Linked DNA regions of Homo sapiens: region 1 is linked to region 2. Evidence: read pairs that join two places in POLR2A ChIA-PET (ENCODE). Cell type or tissue: PC-9. All regions are shown on one strand. Links, peaks and the distances in the headings refer to the core of each region. The heading gives the core; the rest is flanking DNA. Region 1 overlaps ATF7-NPFF (ATF7-NPFF readthrough). Region 2 has its middle 7.3 kb from the start of SP7.

What was found. Peaks named below come from ENCODE experiments on the same cell type or tissue, not always from the same donor. Only the 100,000 strongest peaks of a DNase experiment are listed, where the experiment ranks them.
Region 1: POLR2A ChIA-PET joins it to region 2 with 10 read pairs; 2 of 35 experiments call an interaction of 5 or more read pairs at or near these places.

What each region holds. Positions count from the first base shown.
Region 1 is chr12:53,598,690-53,607,363 of GRCh38, forward strand. It overlaps ATF7-NPFF (ATF7-NPFF readthrough), which reads right to left. Exons shown (of 15, transcript NR_159377.1): 2 at 2,264-2,332. ATF7 (activating transcription factor 7) reads right to left here. Exons shown (of 12, transcript NM_006856.3): 2 at 2,264-2,332. The coding sequence starts at 2,311. Among named protein-coding and RNA genes, the nearest start is that of ATF7, 23 kb to the right of the region's middle. RefSeq lists a silencer at 5,203-5,403. In PC-9, for the core only: no CTCF peak of the experiment used is centred there; no DNase peak of the experiment used is centred there; H3K27ac peaks cover 596 bases.
Region 2 is chr12:53,339,310-53,347,983 of GRCh38, forward strand. It overlaps a transcript of SP7 not described here. Among named protein-coding and RNA genes, the nearest start is that of SP7, 7.3 kb to the left of the region's middle. RefSeq lists silencers at 5,553-5,722, 6,113-6,172. In PC-9, for the core only: a CTCF peak has its summit at 6,090 (motif pointing left); no DNase peak of the experiment used is centred there; H3K4me3 peaks cover 1,090 bases; H3K27me3 peaks cover 2,601 bases.

The DNA.
Region 1 (8,674 bases), core at 445-8,444, 260 kb after region 2:
TTCTGATAAGACAGCCTGAAAAGGTGTTATTTATATCTTTCTTCCTCAGAGAGCTTAAGAGATGCTTTTCTCATATATTCCTTATTTTTATCTTCTATTTTTACTTCTTTGCAAAGTCCTTGTCTGGGTTGTTTTAAGCATATAACATATATGAGGAGTTCAGGAGTAGTTTAAACAATAAGTGAAGAAAAATAATGGTAAGTATTAGAAAAATAAATCTTTTCACCAAAAATGCCTATTTTTCAACTAAAAGCAAGAAGTGAAAAAGGTACAAGGTATCGGTCATAAGCATCATAGTAAATAGTATTATCTAATTCCATGTAAAAATTTGGAGAGATCATTTTTAAATTTATTTATTTTGAGACAGTGTCTCGCTCTGTTGCCCAGGCTAGAGTGCAGTGGCATGATCATGGCCCACTGTAGCCTTGAACTCCTGGACTCTCAAGTGATCCTCCTGCATCAGCCTCCCAAGTAGCTGGGACTACAGGCGTGTGCCACCATGCCTGGCTAATTTTTAAATTTTTTTTTTTTGTAAAGACAGGGTCTCACTATATTGTCCAGGCTGGTCTCAAACTCCTGAGCTCAAGCAATCACCCTGCCTTGGACTCTGAAAGTGCTGGGATTACAGGCATGAGCCATACCAGGCTAGGAGAGATCATTTTTAGAAATGTATTTCAATAAAGCTGTCTGAAAAGTGAAACAAATGTATTCTATTTTCCCAACTGGCTTTTACTGCAAATATTTATATACATCCATATATAAATGGAGATATATATATATTCTATATATATATATGAAATCACATGGGGAAACATGTAGTAAATAATAAAGTTGAAAACTTTGACATGAAAGGAAATACACCCTAGGATGGCAAATACTGCAGAATATGATGCCTTTTTTGGTCTTTTGTCAAAATTTTAGCATTTACTGGAATTTGGAATCTTCCTTCTGTTCATTCCTTGTCACCACCCCCATTTTATCTACCTCTCAAATTCATAGGAATCTCTGAAATTTAACTCTTCTTTTTGTCCAGATATTTACAATGTTTAATATAACTAGTGTGTAATCTCACACACCACCAGTAAGTGTCAGTGGACAGTCACATGACATATTCCTAAGTGAACAGAAACTCAACCCTTTGAGTTCTATAAAACAAATTAATGAAGGCAAATAAAACTTCCTTCGTATTCCTTTCTTCATCCTTTGTGGAACATGGCAATAGAGGAAGGTCTAGGAAGAAGAGTTAAGAAGATGCAAAATGAAAAAAAAAGGCGATTTCAACAAAATTACTTTATTAAAAAAGCATATGATGAAAAATGACATACAATATACACATATGAATATAATTACGTGACAGCTGACATACAGAACAATGCATTTATGGCATTAGACAGAGAAAATGTTTATATAATGCTGTGAGATCTCAAGTTCTCTATTGGATTCGTCTTTCCTAGATAGGTATCTGCTGTAGCTGCTAACAATGATTTTCTGGATCAACAGTCAAAAGAAATTTTTTTTTCCTTATTTAAAAAATCCAAATAGATTCTGGCAAATTGAGGTTCACAATGAGTGGGTACATTATCAGCTGCCTCTCCAAATATGTTAAGCAGACTTTTATATCCATGCAGGTTGAAGAGAAAACATTTCTTTCTTTCTTTTTTTTTTTTTGAGACGGAGTTTCGCTCTTGTCACCCAGGCTGGAGTGCAGTCGCACAATTTCGGCTCACTGGAACCTCCACCTCTTGGGCTCAAGCCATTCTCCTGCCTCAGCCTCCTGAGTAGCTGGGATTACAGGCATGTGCCACCACACCCAGCTAATTTTGTATTTTTAGTAGAGATGGGGTTTTGGCCAGGCTGGTCTCCAACTCCTGACCTCAGGTGATCTGCCCATCTCGGCCTCCCAAAGTGCTGGGATCACAGGCGTGAGCCACCGCGCCCGGCATGAAGAGAAAACATTTCTAAACTTGCTTTGTATTTAGATGGACAGCTTTAGAAAGGAGGAGACAGCAACATGTATTTTTCCATACTGTGTGGTGGGAAACAAACACCAGTAGAATAACAATATGGAAGACAGCAAGGCAGATTTCATTACGGTAGAGTGCCTACACTTCCTCATAACTTGGATTTACACACTGCAAATCCTCTGATCTGATTACCTCCAGTGATCACGTAAAATACTGGCTTTAAACTCTTTGCCTTAGTGATAAAACAGCCACTTTGATTCACAACGAGACATTCACAATAAAGTATATTGTAAACGTACCTGTCCACAGCCCGGGGCATTGCACACAAACGGTCTGTCGTCTCCCATATTTCATATAGCAGAGAGGAGCTGAGGAGGGGGAGGTGAGGGAAAAAGTTATGTTAAATATGCTGGAGCAAAAAAAAAAAAAAAGTGCTTCAAAAATATCAACCCTAGAAACAGGTGTTCCACGAATGCCATCTATCAAAGTTGTAAACACAGGCTACTTTGGGGAGACCCATTAGACAGGTGGCATATGATCTACTGTGTCTCAACTGAAACTTTTAATTAGAAAGAATGAGATCTAAATAGTCAAGGAATTTCAAACCTTTGCTAGATTTTCCCTCTTTCTACTACAGTATATAACACACTTCTCCAGTCTGTTGAATTACAACTAGTGCAGTTCCTTATGTCAATAAATTCACTGAACGCTCGATGCGGAAGCCATATTTCTGAACGAGAGAAGACCAAAATTTGTCATTTAATTAATTAAGGGATTATAGGAGGGGTGCTCCATTTTACAGGGCCATAATCTGGCTCCCTGGTGTATAAACTACGAGACTGTTGGCAAGGGCTGTTTATCCCATATTATTGCCAAAGAAAACAAAGCACCCATCCTATTGGGCTACATGGGAAATGGCTTTCATTAATAAAAAAATAAAAATAAAAACCGGGAGCCTCCTCCTCCCCCCACCAATCGTCTGTGGCAAATGGAGAAGTATCGATGCCCTTCCCCCTTCTGATTCTATTTACGGCTAGGTTTTTAAAAGCAGCAATAAAACAAATGTCGACTCTTTGGGGGTTTACTGGGTGAACATGTTCCGGCTGTTTGTGCTGCTTTCGGCCAGTGTTCTTGGGCTGCTCTGTTGCAGCCAACAGATGTGTGCTGCTGCAGGGGATGAAAGAAATGGCACTAAAAGGCATCACCATCTATCCCTTCTATTTCTCTGAAGACTTTAACAGGGTTTATACCGTTTTATAAATTATTGAAGCTAAACTCTCAAAGTGTTTATTGAAATTCTTTGTTGAAGAACAATAATTCCAATCTGAATGTGTGGGAGAAATTTCTCATATTCCAACTAGGAATAAAAATAGAAGTGGAGATGGATAAAGATTAGAAATGCAAATCATAGTAAAAAACAATTCCTAAAAGATAAACTGTATTTTGGAAGGTGGAAGAGAAAAATGGAGTGGGGGGTAAAATAGTCTTATAAACTCCTAAAGGATATTTTCAAACATCCTTCCATGAAAGAGAAAGGTATACAAAAGAATACGAACGAGGGAAGATGAGAGAGGAACTACAATTTGAATATGCCTGCAAGTGACTTCAGAACTGTAACCAAATTTCAAATTTTTATCTTGGAAATAAACTGAAATGTCAGGACAATCTGTCAGGCTCGCGTTGAAATAAAATGTTAACGTGCTAGACTGAATCTGGTAATCGGAAAACCATGCTTAAAACTCAGAGGGTAGCTAGGTAACATCTCTCCTACTCTCTTAGGACTCACTGTGGGGTTAGAAACCAGTATTTCTCGTTGTCTAATCAGTAATTCCACAACTAATCGGTGTTTAAAATTGTGGGGTGCCCCATAAAATAGAAGGGGTTTCTTGGTCATCTTTCAGTGTGATAGAAACATGGTCTAACTAGGAAGGAAAATGATGCTACAGCACTACTGTAATGGAACAGAGCCTATACGTACATACATGTACATGGATTTATATCACATTTAGCCAGGATAAATTGCTTCAATAAATTCTGTTCCTAGGAGAGGCCAGCTCAAGCTGATGATTGGGTACTGGGAAATGAGAGCTTCATTCTTCTTCACACAGCCCCAGGATGAGGGGGGTTTTCTGGTTGGTTGGTTTGTTTTAAATACATGATTTTTTTAGCACTTTCGGGAACTACAACATGCTACAAAAAATAAATACAAGTAAACAAAAGTAAATAAATGCAATGACCAGGACCATTAAGGCTGAAAACTTAGAGCATGTCTGGAAAGCAATTCATCTCTGCAAAAATTCCTAACTCCTGTGCTAGAGAAAATTTCACTACATGTCCCAGAATCTGCTTTCCTAATATAATCACAAAATGAGAATTTTATTTCAACGAGGTCCTCTAATATATTTTCAACCAGGAAGTAAACTACAAGGGCTAGAGTAGACACAACACAAGGATCAGGCAGGATTCCTTACTTTTATCTTGATTCTGTTATTTGATGCTAAATTTTCTCATTTTTCTACCTATTTAGAGGAGGGAAAGAGTTCTTGCTGAGAAGTGGGACAGTATTGGCATAGGAAGTGGTGAAATAAATTCTGGAATGGCTTCCCTCAAACCACAAAATTCAAAATGTAACTTGCCTTTGCACAATCACATCACACTATATGGCTTCCAAATTTTATTTAGTGGCACACTTACTAGAAAATAGAGATGAAAAATCATGACTTTCTGAAAGAAAAAAAAACAAAAACAAAAAAATTTGGGGGGAAAAAGCATTAAAATCTAACAGAAGTAAGTATTTTCATTGCTCTTAAATATTCAACTGACAGCCACTAACTAGGATTTCCTGCTTCCTTCTAAATTTGCTGGCCTTTGTTTTACCATTTTCACCAAAGGGAGATCACAATGAGAGGAAGAAGCCTCTCTTCTTAAACACCCACAATTATTCTTAAATCTTTCCCTCAATCTCTTGCCTCTTGTCGTTTCCATTATTCTTGTTTAAAATTTTTTTCACTCTAAAGTGATTTTTAAAATTTAAGTATTTAACAAAAATAAGAATGATCTGTCTCCCCATTAAAAAAAAAAACACAGCTAACACCTTTTTTAAAAAAATTTCTCCTTCACTCCTGGTCTGCTGCATCAATTGCTACATATAAAGAATGTCATTTTGCTGATTTCTATCTAACACTTAAAACAAATCTTTAATTATCAGTGAGGTCTCACTGATGCCATCTCAAAAACAAAAAGCAACACATTTCTGTAGTGTAAACAGACTGAGACATAAAGGGAAATCTTGAAAAACAATGCTGCCACTCACTAGAATTTAACTCACAGCTCATTTATAACCATACTGCTTGACAAGCAGATCATGTGTCTGGGCATGGCACTCAGTGTGTCATCTCCTTCCCAACCTATTCTTCAGGATGAAACATAAGCATTTTATAGAACTAAACAATAAATGACAGAAGAGGGATACACACATTAAGAAGCACTGACAAGGAGAAGTGGGATGCTTTCAGCAAACATCTTAGAACAGGGAAGACAAAGATGCATAAAAAAGCTGTCCTAGAGGCCAACATCTGCAGAAAAGGCTCAGGTACTCAGTCACCAGAATTTTTTAAATGATTAAAAAAACTTAATACTTACTCAAAAGAGAAAGTTACGTAAATGCTGGGAGAGAACTGAAGAAAACCCAAGATTTAGAGAATGATTTTTAATAACTGAGATAATTTCATAAAATCTCAGAGGTAGATCCTAAAATGGTCACTGTGTAAGAAAACAGATTATTTATGTATATCTAGATATATGTCTATATCTATATATTTTAATAGACTAAGCATGGAGTCTGTCACTGAGGACTACAAAGTAAATTCTCTAAACCTCGTGTGATATTACCATTACAATATAATTTAATAAGAAAAAAGAATGCAGATATGGTGTGATGTGATCTTTTCTCTAGTAACCAACTGATGTTAATAAGATGGCCCAACTCTAAGCAAGGAATAAAAGCCACATACAAACACATCCAGGGGCCTGTTATCAGGTTCCTAATGACAAAAAGCAGATACTGCTAGGTACAAAAAAATTAGAAGGATAATGCACTGTAAGTATCAAAGAGTCATAAAAATCTAGAAGATGTTAAGATTAGCTATCATTCATTCATTCATTAATTCATTCAGAAACCACTAATAAGGAACTACCAAGTGCTAGGCAAAGTGGATATAAAAACAAAAAGACAATAGGCCTTTACACAAAAATAATATTTTACTCATCTGTCATGAAAGAAATCATCATCATTAAGAATGATGGCTTAATTTACAAGTTCAATTAGTCAGAGGTTGATCAGTATACATATCATTTAGACGCTATGTATATGGTCATTTATCAAATTATTTTGCTAGCAACTCCAGATTATAAAAAAGAGGAGTTAACAGTCTTAGTAAAAGATTTAATAAGGAGCCAGGCACGGTGGTTCATGCCTGTAATCCCAGCACTTTGGGAGGCGGAGGCAGGCAGATCACCCGAGGTCAGGAGTTTGAGACCAGCCTGACCAACATGGTGAAACCCTGTCTCTACTAAAAATACAAACATTAGCCAGGCATGGTGGCGCATGCCTGTAATCCCAGCTACTTGGGAGGCTGAGGCAGGAGAATTGCTTGAACCCAGGAGGCAGAGTTTGCAGTGAGCTGAGATTGCGCCATTGCACTCCAGCCTGGGCAACAAGAGTGAAATTCTGTCTCAAAAAAAAAAAAAAAAAAAAGATTTAAGAAGGAAGAAGTTTGAAATTAATAACCGTAATTTGCTTTTTGGATTATACACATTTAGTGAGTTTTAAAATTCATTAATTCACCAAATAATTTACTCAGTGCCTAAGCACAGTGCCATATGCCCTAGGCCCAAGTAATTCAAGAGTAAATGAGACAGATATGATTTCTGCCCTCATAGAGCTTATTTACATTCTAAAAGGAAGAAACAAGTAATAAGCAAGTAAGCTAAATAATTTTAGATTAACAGCAGATAACTGCTATTAAAGGAAAATGAAATTGTGATGTGTTAGTGACTGGGTGAGGGTTATTTCAGTTTTCTGACTAGAAAGGGGATGGCTGCATTATCTGTAATCAAAAGAGGTATGGGGTAGAATATAGAGATCTAGATTAAAACTTCAGGAAGCCTTTCTTCTCACAACACAGTAGATATTCAATAAATATTCACTGATTTAATATTTAATAAATATTTAAAGTCTATATTAAGTTTGCACTTAACTTCAGGTTTCTGCAGAAAGCTGCTGGATCCACAAAATATTTGCTATGCAGGTATTTATGTATTTAAGGCTACACATATTTTAAATCCATATTTATGACTATGTTATGCCTAAGGCACTTTATATGACCACAGCCAACCAAGTCTATGCTTTTGTCACCCAAATAACATGAAGCTCTGTAGTTTTTGGTTACACTGCTAAAAATGGAAAGAAGGGAGTAGTTTGTCAAGTTAACCCCTAATCAAACCTTAAAAACAAAACCTCACCTGAGCTATTAAGATATATATATATATATTCAAGTACAAGAGAATGCCAATAGAGTATGCAGCAGAAAGGGCACTTTTTTTTTTTGAGACGGAGTTTCGCTTTTGTTGCCCAGGTTAGAGTGAGTGCAATGGCATGATCTCGGCTCACCACAACCTCTGCCTCCCGGATTCAAGCGATTCTCCTACCTCAGCCTCCCAAGTAGCTGAGATTACAGGCATGTGCCACCACGCCTGGCTAATTTTGTATTTTTAGTAGAGATGGGGTTTCTCCATGTTGGTCAGGCTGGTCTCCAACTCCAGACCTTAGGTGATCCACCCGCCTTGGTCTCCCAAAGTGCTGGGATTACAGACATGAGCCACTGTGCCTGGCCTGGCACGTTTTTTTTTAAATTTTAATATTATTATACTTTAAGTTTTAGGGTACATGTGCACAACGTGCAGGTTTGTTACATATGTATACATGTGCCATGTTGGTGTGCTGCACCCATTAACTTGTCATTTACATTAGGTATATCTCCTAATGCTATCCCTCCCCCCTCCCCCCACCCCACAACAGTCCCCAGTGTGTGATGTTCCCCTTCCTGTGTCCATGTGTTCTCATTGTTCAATTCCCACCTATAAGTGAGAACATGCGGTGTTTGGTTTTTTGTCTTTGCGATAGTTTGCTGAGAATGATGGTTTCCAGTTTCATCCATGTCCCTACAAAGGACATGAACTCATCATTTTTATGGCTGCATAGTATTCCATGGTGTATATGTGCCAAATTTTCTTAATCCAGTCTATCGTTGATGGACATTTAGGTTGGTTCCAAGTCTTTGCTATTGTGAATAGTGCCGCTATAAACATACGTGTGCATGTGTCTTTATAGCAGCATGATTTATAATCCTTTGGGTATATATCCAGTAATGGGATGGCTGGGTCAAATGGTATTTCTAGTTCTAGATCCCTGAGGAATGGCCACACTGACTTCCACAATGGTTGAACTAGTTTACAGTCCCACCAACAGTGTAAAAGTGTTCCTATTTCTCCACATCCTTTCCAGCACCTGTTGTTTCCTAACTTTTTAATGATTGCCATTCTAACTGGTGTGAGATGGTACCTCATTGTGGTTTTGATTTGCATTTCTCTGATGGCCTGGCACTTTTATATAGTACTTTTGGGAGTACATATTTAGACGATCTTTCTGG
Region 2 (8,674 bases), core at 210-8,209:
CCCTAGGAGAATCAGGGTGGGCTTTGTAGGTTAGAGGGGGTTGAATCTGGCACCTGCCTCAGTTCTCCAAATGATTTTGGATCTTTTTGGAAAGATCAGTGGGGTGAAAACAGAATGAAAACTGGGGAGAGTGGGGCCGGGTGCAGTGGCTCACGCCGGTAATCCCAGCGCTTTGGGAGGCCAAGGTGGGTGGATCACCTGAGGTCAGGAGTTTGAGACAGCCTGGCCAACATGGTGAAACCCCGTCTCTACTAAAAATACAAAAATCAGCTGAGCGTGGTGACGGGTGCCTGTAATCCCAGCTACTTGGGAGGCTGAGGCAGTAGAATCACTTGAACCCAGGAGGTGGAGATTGCAGTGAGCTGAGATCATGCCATTGCACTCCAGCCTGGGCAACAAGAACAAAACTCCATCTCAAAAAAAAAAAAAAAGAAAGAAAAAAAAAACTGGGGAGAGTGGGAGACCTGTACCCCCTATTCCCAAGGGATGCTACTTCCATCGTCCACACCATCACCCTCTACCACCTTTCTAGGCTGGGCTGTCTCTAAGAGCCTCATCCAAAGGGACTCCCAACTCTTCATTGTTGCTGTTATAGAAGGTTTGACTACCCTAGGGAGAATCACCAGAGAATAGTGAGCAGAGCCCCTGAAATAGAGACTGACACATGCCCTAATACATACCTGATGACAGACACATTCAGATCTGCATACTTGCACACACACAAGGTGACACATAATTCATACACATTTGTACTATGCAGGCATCCATATTGACACACACTGATATATACATATACAGATAATGCTTACCCCAAGACACCCTAACCCCCAATCATAAAAATGCACACACCAGTATATATATACATGCATACAGACTCACAGCCACCTAGAATACTCCCCACATGGACTCACAGACTCCCATCAACACACGTATCTACACATGTGGCAAATGTCACATACATATACCCAGGGCTACCATTACAACTTTACAGCCCTGGAGATCTCTGTGGTCTCCTAAAGGGCATTTGGGAACCCCTCTCCCTATAAGGATCTGGAGATAAGGGTGATATGGAGGCCACTGCCAGTCCTGCAAATTGCTGCCTCCAACTCCTACTAGTATAAGAAGTTCCAGTGTACCTTTAGGTACTTTTGATCCAATACTCCACACACACACCAGAGTTCAGAGACCCAGATGGCCCCAGCGAACTCCCTGGTCCTGGGGAACCCCAGCATCCCTACCCCCACCCAGGCCCCCGCTGCTCTGCGGCCCCGCTGACTCATCTCTCCCTCTGTGGAGCTCCCCAACCACAGGGGCCTGGAAGAGAAGCTTGGAAAGTTGCGCTCATGTCCCGGGCCCCTGGTCTGGCCACTACCCGCCCATGCACCCAGCCCAGCCCTTGTCTCCAGTGGATACTCCAGCGACAGAGAACATAGAGGGGACAGGAAAGAAGAAGGCACGCAGAGACAGGGAAACAGAAAGACACAGGAGAGACAAAGAGGAAACAACAAATGGTGGGCATACAGATGAGAGACCCTGAGGATCAGCTACTAGTCTGTTGGGTCCTCTAAGAGCAATGGGGCTGATGACCAGGAAAGCTTGCTCCTTGGGTTGAAGGAACATCCATTCATGGCCTCAGGATTTAGAGACTGCCGAGTGCCTTGACCCAGCATTTCTGACACTAGGCTCAGGGTACTTGGGGAAGAGGATCCAATTTTAGGAGGCAAAGCTGAGGACACAGGGTAGAAAGGAAGCTTTTAAGAGGCTGGCAACCTTTGTATAGGACAGCTTGGAAAAGGAGTTCCTCACCCCAACAAATATGTACACAAATTTACAGGTACAGACAGACTACAACTTCCCTCCCTCTCTGCTAGGTCTCCCCATCCCCTCTTCCAGCACCAGGGCTGCAAGGCAGGACCTCTGGGACTGACTCTGGCTCCCCTCTTCCCTGAGCCTTGGGTTCCTTCATTGACATTGAGCCCTGATATAATTCAGCAGCTTTAGGAGAGGCAGATCAGAATCAGAAACAGAAGTGCCATGGAAGGAGCAGGAAGGAATCTGGATGGCAGGGGACAAAGTGAAAAATGAAAGGAAGAGGAAGACTGGGGTCTGATTCTGAAACAAGGGGACCTGTCCTGGATGCCCGTGTCTAAAATGGGACAACATTGAATTAAGTAAGAACCTGGTCATCTCTAGAAAATGACCCTTTGTAAAAACGATACCCTAGAATCTGATCCATGAAATATACTAGTGTCTTTCATAAGAAGAAGTTGGGGTGATGGAGTTCTGATCACATCATCCCTAGGAGTGAGGCTGAGCAACTCAAGGGAATGGTCCTTCAAAATCCTAAATACAGGCCTGGTGAGGTGGCTCACACCTGTAATCCCAGCACTTTGGGAGGCCGAGGTGGGTGGATCACCTGAGGTCAGAAGTTTGAGACTAGCGTGGCCAACATGGCAAAACCCTGTCTCAGGCTGGCCGAGGTGGCTCATGCCTGTAATCCCAGCACTTTGAGAGGCTGAGGAGGGCGGATCACGAGGTCAGGAGATCGAGACCATCCTGGCTAACATGGTGAAACCCTGTCTCTACTAAAAATACAAAAAATTAGCCGGGCGTGGTGGCGGGCGCCTGTAGTCCCAGCTACTTGGTAGGCTGAGGCAGAAGAATGGCGTGACCGGGAGGTGGAGCTTGCAGTGAGCCGAGATCGCGCCACTGCACCCCAGCCTGGGCGACAGAGCGAGACTCCGTCTCAAAAAAAAAAACAAAAAACAAACAAACAAACCCTGTCTCTACTAAAAATACAAAAATTAGCTGGGTGTGGTGGCGCGTGCCTGTAATCCCAGCTACTCTGGAGGCTGAGGTAGGAGAATCACTTGAACCCAGAAGGCAGAGATTGCAGTGAGCCGAGATTGTGCCACTGCACTCCAGCCTGGAAGACAAGCGAGACTCCATTTAAAAAAAAAAAAATTCCTAAATACACACGTCTCCCCGCTTTCTCTGGCCTGCTGCATTCTTCCTCGGAGCCCAGATTTTTGAAATGTGGAATGAACTTAAAGAACATTCTTTCATTCAACAAATGTTCAGAAAGCACCTACTTTGTGCTAAGCACACTGGGCTAGACTTAGGCATGCAATAACAAGCAAGACAGACTCATCCCTTCACCTCACAAACTAACCAGCAACTAATACAAAAGAGTAGGAAGTATCTCGATAGAATAAGTACTGGAGGGCCAGGCGTGGTGGCTCACGCCTGTAATTCCAACACTGTAGGAGGCCAAGGTGGGTAGATCATAAGGTCAGGAGTTCGAGACTAGCCTGGCCAAGATGGTGAAACCCCATCTCTACTAAAAATACAAAAAAATTAGCCAGATGTGGTGGCAGATGCCTGTAATCCCAGCTACTTGGGAGGCTGAGGCAGAGAATTGCTTGAACCTGGGAGGCGGGGGTTGCAGTGAGCCAAGATTGTGCCACTGCATCCCAGCCTAGGTGACACAGAGAGACTCCGTCTCAAAAAATAAATAAATAAATAAATAATAAATAATAAAAATAAAATAAAATAAAAAATAAGTACTGGATGTTATAGGAGACAAAAGAGTAAATCTAAGCCAGTGTTGGGGGGGAATTAAGGAAGGCTTCCTGGAAGACAGCATGACTAAGTAAAGAAACTGAAGGACAAATAAGAGTTATCAAGTAAAAAAAGGAAGAGTGGTGCCAGTGCAGTGGCTCATGCCTGTAATCCCAGCACTTTGGGAGGCTGAGGTGGGTGGATCACTTGAGTCTAGGAGTTTGAGACCAGCCTGGGCAACATGACGAAACCCCATCTCTACAAAAAATACAAAAAAAAAAAAACATAGTCTGGGTGACAGAATGAGACCTTGTCTAAAAGAAAAAAAAAAGGAAGAGTGTTGTAGGAAGGGGGAAGAGTATATGCAAAGGCTCAGAGGTATGAGGGATTAACAACTTTTGAGATGCTGAAAATTGAGTGTGAGTGCAACACAGAGTGGAGGCTGATGGAGAAGTTCTAATCAGCTATGCAAGGGGCCTAGACTTGATCCAAAGGCAATATATGAGAATACTCGTATATTAGAGAAATGACTGACTTCAGAGAGGAGAATGAAATAAGGGCTTAGAGCCAGGCGGTTCTGGGTAAATCAGGCATTTACAATGGTGCAAGCTTGGGTGAGCTATTTAACCTTTGAGGCCTAAGATTCCTCTCCTGTTGAAAGGGGCAACTTAATATGGTAACCTCCCAGGGTTGTTACAAGGATTAGCAATAAAAAGTGTTGAGTTCTTAGCACAGTGTCTGGCACTTAGTAGTTGCTCCATAAATGGTGCCTAGCAGTATTGTCACAGTTGGGAGAAGGGCAAAATCGGAGGCAAGGAAACAATCTGTTGCAGCAGTCCAAGCAAGATGTGGGAAGGTGTGGCCTGCAGTAGCAGAGAGGATGAGCAGAAGTCAGTGGAGGGGGCCAGCACGGTGGCACATACCAGCACTTTGAAAGGCCAAGGCGGGCAGATCACTTGAGCCCAGGAGTTTGAGACCAGCCTGGCCAACATGGTGAAACCCCTTCTCTACTAAAAATACAAAAATTGGCTGTGCCAATTTTTGGCACATGCCTGTAATCCCAGCTACTTGGGAGGCTGAGACATGAGAATCTCTTGAGCCTGGGAGGCGGAGGTTGCAGTGAGCTGAGATTGTGCCACTGCTCTGCAGCCTGGGCGACAGAGCCAGACTCTGTCTCAAGAAAAAAAAAAATAAAAAAATAAGTCAATGAAGGGGTGATATTGAGGATGTGAGGTGGAGAGGATTTGGTGTCCAATCAGATGTGAGGGGTGAGTAGTCACACATGACTTCCCTTGATCTGTGTGTTGATGTGTGCACTTGCACACAGGATATGCAGGCATTTTAGAGGTATCTATTCAGTTCTGAGAATGGCTCTTGACAGTTGCTGGATCCGGCCAACAGTGAAGGGCCAGGGCAGTATCTGAGGACCTGGCCCTCAGTCTCCCAGAAGAACCCCCGCCTCTGCCCTCTGCCCCAATCCCTCCTGAACTATTTCCTTTCCCCCTTTTCACCCATTTCTCCCTCTCCCCACCTTCCATCACCTCCCCTACATAGGAACCCGCTGTAAGTTATAAGCCTACCTAGGCCCACTTTCCACCGCCTCAGTTAATGAAGGTCCTTGGGACTCAGCTACCAACATTAACACCTCCTCCCCACATAGCCTCAATGGGACGCCCCCCTCTGGATTTCAAAGCGCTGTTCAATGCCCCCATCCACCCCCACCTCGCGTGGACGTGTGAGGCAAGAAGGACGGTTGAAGCTGAGGCAGGATTTGGGGGGTCTTAGCCCCCAGCCACAGCTGTGGGGGAGATAGGCACCCTCAGAAGGACAGGACAGGTCGTGAGCTCCGGGGCTGCTGGGAGGTCTCTTGCGGCCTAGGCCAGGCTCAGGGCCGCCGGGGATCTCGCCTCCATCCCGTGCCTCAGTGTCCCGGCGCGGCCGAGGGGCGGGCGGCAGGGGGCGGGGCGCGGGCGGGGCCGGCCGGGCCAGGCGCCCGGGCAGGAGGCAGCTGCATATCTGCGGTCCCGACCACAATTGCTGGGAGTCGCGTCCCGGAGACTGGCGGCGCTGACTCTGCCCGCTGCGGCCGCCGCGCCGATTAGAGCCCGAGAGGGAGCGCCAGCCCGGGGGAGGGGGCGGCGGCGGGGGAACTCCGGATGCCCCTTCGCCTCCGCCCAGCCAGCGCCCCCCGCTGCCCGGCCCAGTCCTTTCTCAGCCGCCCGAACCCAGGACCGGAGTCCTGCCTCTTCCGCCGTAGCTTTCTCGAGGCTGCATCCAAGCTTCTTCCTCCGGATCTTGCAGTGCCCGAGGTCCCGACGGTGCCAACATCCCGTTGGCCCCCAGCCTGCCAGTCTCTCATGCCCTTTCTCTTCCCCATCACCCCACACAGAGAGGAGTAGGGATCTCAGAGCTCCCCCATTCTCTTATCCTCCGCTCCCCAATGCACTCTCTAAGCAAAAGCCGTTCCAAGCGAAGAAGAGAATCAGAGACTCAGAGGACGGGCTTTCCAGGGCCGGAGCACCCCCTGCTGGCTGGCCCGAAGCCCCTCCCCCTCCCCCTCCAGCTGTGACCTCCAGCTGTGGTGGCTGGGAAGAGCTGGCCCCTTTGATCTAGGAGCGTGGCAACCCCCTCCAGGCGCCCCATTAACCTCCATTATCCCAATTAGGCAGCCCTCCCAGTCCTGGATCCAAGCTTCAAAGCCCCCTCAGTTGGGAGAAAAGGGAGCTGAATCGTATGCCCCCTACCTCCCCACCAAGCCACACCACTTTCAGACAAGACCCAGGTGCTCTGGTCTCCAGCTTGTGTACATGATAGCAGGGCCAGAAGAGGGACCCTCAGGGGCCACCCTCGTCCCAATACTGAAACTTCATTAAAAAGAGAAGCAGATAGGCAAGGGGACCCTCTTTTGCTGGCCCATTTTCCTGCATTCAGTGATTTCAGTGGCAGCATCCAGGTTCCTGGCTGACCTGAGCTTCCCATCAACTTATCCAGCTTTATCCTGTGGAAAGGGGAGCCAAGAACCAACCCACTCCTCCCTTAATCCTATCTCAACACTCCCTTCCTCCCTCCCTCCTGGAACAATTTCCGCTGGGGGAGCCAGAGCAGGGCCCAGCACAGTGGCCGCTTCCTGGAACATTTTCCTGTATCCGAAACCGCGGCTCCCTCCCTAGGGACCGGCTGATCAAGGCCAGATGGGAGAAGGGATGGGGGAGGAGGAGAGGGAGCCAGGCTCTCACCATCACCCCCTCCCAACACATAGGCACACCACAGGAGCCCCTGCCCTGACACACAGAGGCTGACACAGGCACACACCACATGTCATAGTCACACCATGGGCATTCATGGGGACACATGAACCACAGAGGCCAGGTCTTAGAAGAAGTTAACACACCCGTAGATGATCACCCTCTCTCTCTACCTGGCCCTCTAAAGGACCCTAAGGCCTTTCTTGCCAGATAAGGAGACCTTAGGAATCCAAGAACATTGGCACAGGATAGCAGAAGGACCTCAATTAACAGAGGAGACAGACAGAGACATCTAATGTGCCCTGCCAGACAACACCCACCAACCATCCCATTCCAATTCTAGATGGCACTCAGGCCTGCCTAACCCATCATCTCTCCAGGATCCTGGGAACTGGGGTAGAGGAAGGCTGTGGGAGCTTCTTCTCAAGTGCTACCTTCAGAGCACTTTCTAGTTGCTTCCAGATTCTTGGAGAAGATGCATATGATGTCTAGTGGGCTCGCTCATGGCAGCCAAGGGACAAAGAAAGGGGAAGAATGTGTGCAGCTGCAGGGAGCTCTGGGAGCCTAGAGGAGGAAGGAGAACACCAGAGTAACTCCTGGAGACAGAGAGTAACCCTGGGGATTTTGTGGCCTTACTGGTGACATACTGCCCCAGCACTGCTCCTCCTGATCTCTTCTATCTCAGTCTTGGTGATTGAGAAGAAGAGGGTAGGGATTATGCCCCCAGCTTAGCCCATTCTTCAACCATATTATCTTCTGCCCATCACATTTCCAGTACAACACCCTACTTTTTTTTTTTTTTAGACGGAGTCTTGCTCTGTCACCCAGGCTGGAGTGCAGTGGCATGATCTCAGCTCACTGCAACCTCTGCCTCCTGGGTTCAAGCGATCCTCCTACCTCAGCCTCCCGAGTAGGTGGGACTACAGGCGTGCGCCACCACTCCTGGCTAATTTTTGTATTTTTAGTAGAGATGGGGTTTCACTATGTTGGCCAGGCTGGTGTCGAACTCCTGACCTCAGGTTATCCACCCACCTTGGCCTCCCAAAGTGCTGGGATTACAGGTGTGAGCCACCACGCCTGGCCCTGAAGACCCTAATTTTTTTTTTTTTTAGACGGAGTCTCGCTCTGTCGCCCAGGCTGGAGTGCAGTGGCACGATCTTGGCTCACTGCAAGATCCGCCTCCCGGGTTCACACCATTCTCCTGCCTCAGCCTCCCGAGTAGCTGGGACTACAGGCGCCCGCCAGCAGGCCCGGCTAATTTTTTGTATTTGTATTATTATTTTTATTATTTATTTATTTTTTGAGACGGAGTCTCGCTCTGTCACCCAGGCTGGAGTGCAGTGGCACGATCTCGGCTCACTGCAAGCTCCACCTCCCAGGTTCATGCCATTCTCCTGCCTCAGCCTCCCGAGTAGCTGGGACTACAGGCGCCCACCACCACTCCTGGCTAATTTTTTTTTTTGTATTTTTACCAGAGACGGGGTTTCACCATGTTAACCAGGATGGTCTCCATCTCCTGACCTTGTGATCTGCCCGCCTGGGCCTCCCAAGTGCTGGGATTACAGGTCTGAGCCACCACGACCGGCCTGAAGACCCTAATTTTTACATCCCTCATTTGTCTTTTGCTAGAAAGGGCACAGATTTGTGCATGGATACACTATGGGACAGAACTATGGAAAAGCTGAGGATGGAGATACATAGTCTTCTCTTTCCTGGAACATATTACTGGTTTAGGGAAATATTTGAAATTGGAAAGTTCCAGAAAATCTGGGATGCATGGTTACCACAAACGGATGAGGGACTGACTATATAATCATAAGAACCAAAGCTAATCAGGATGGCCAAAAGTCCTTGTGTTCTTTCTTCAG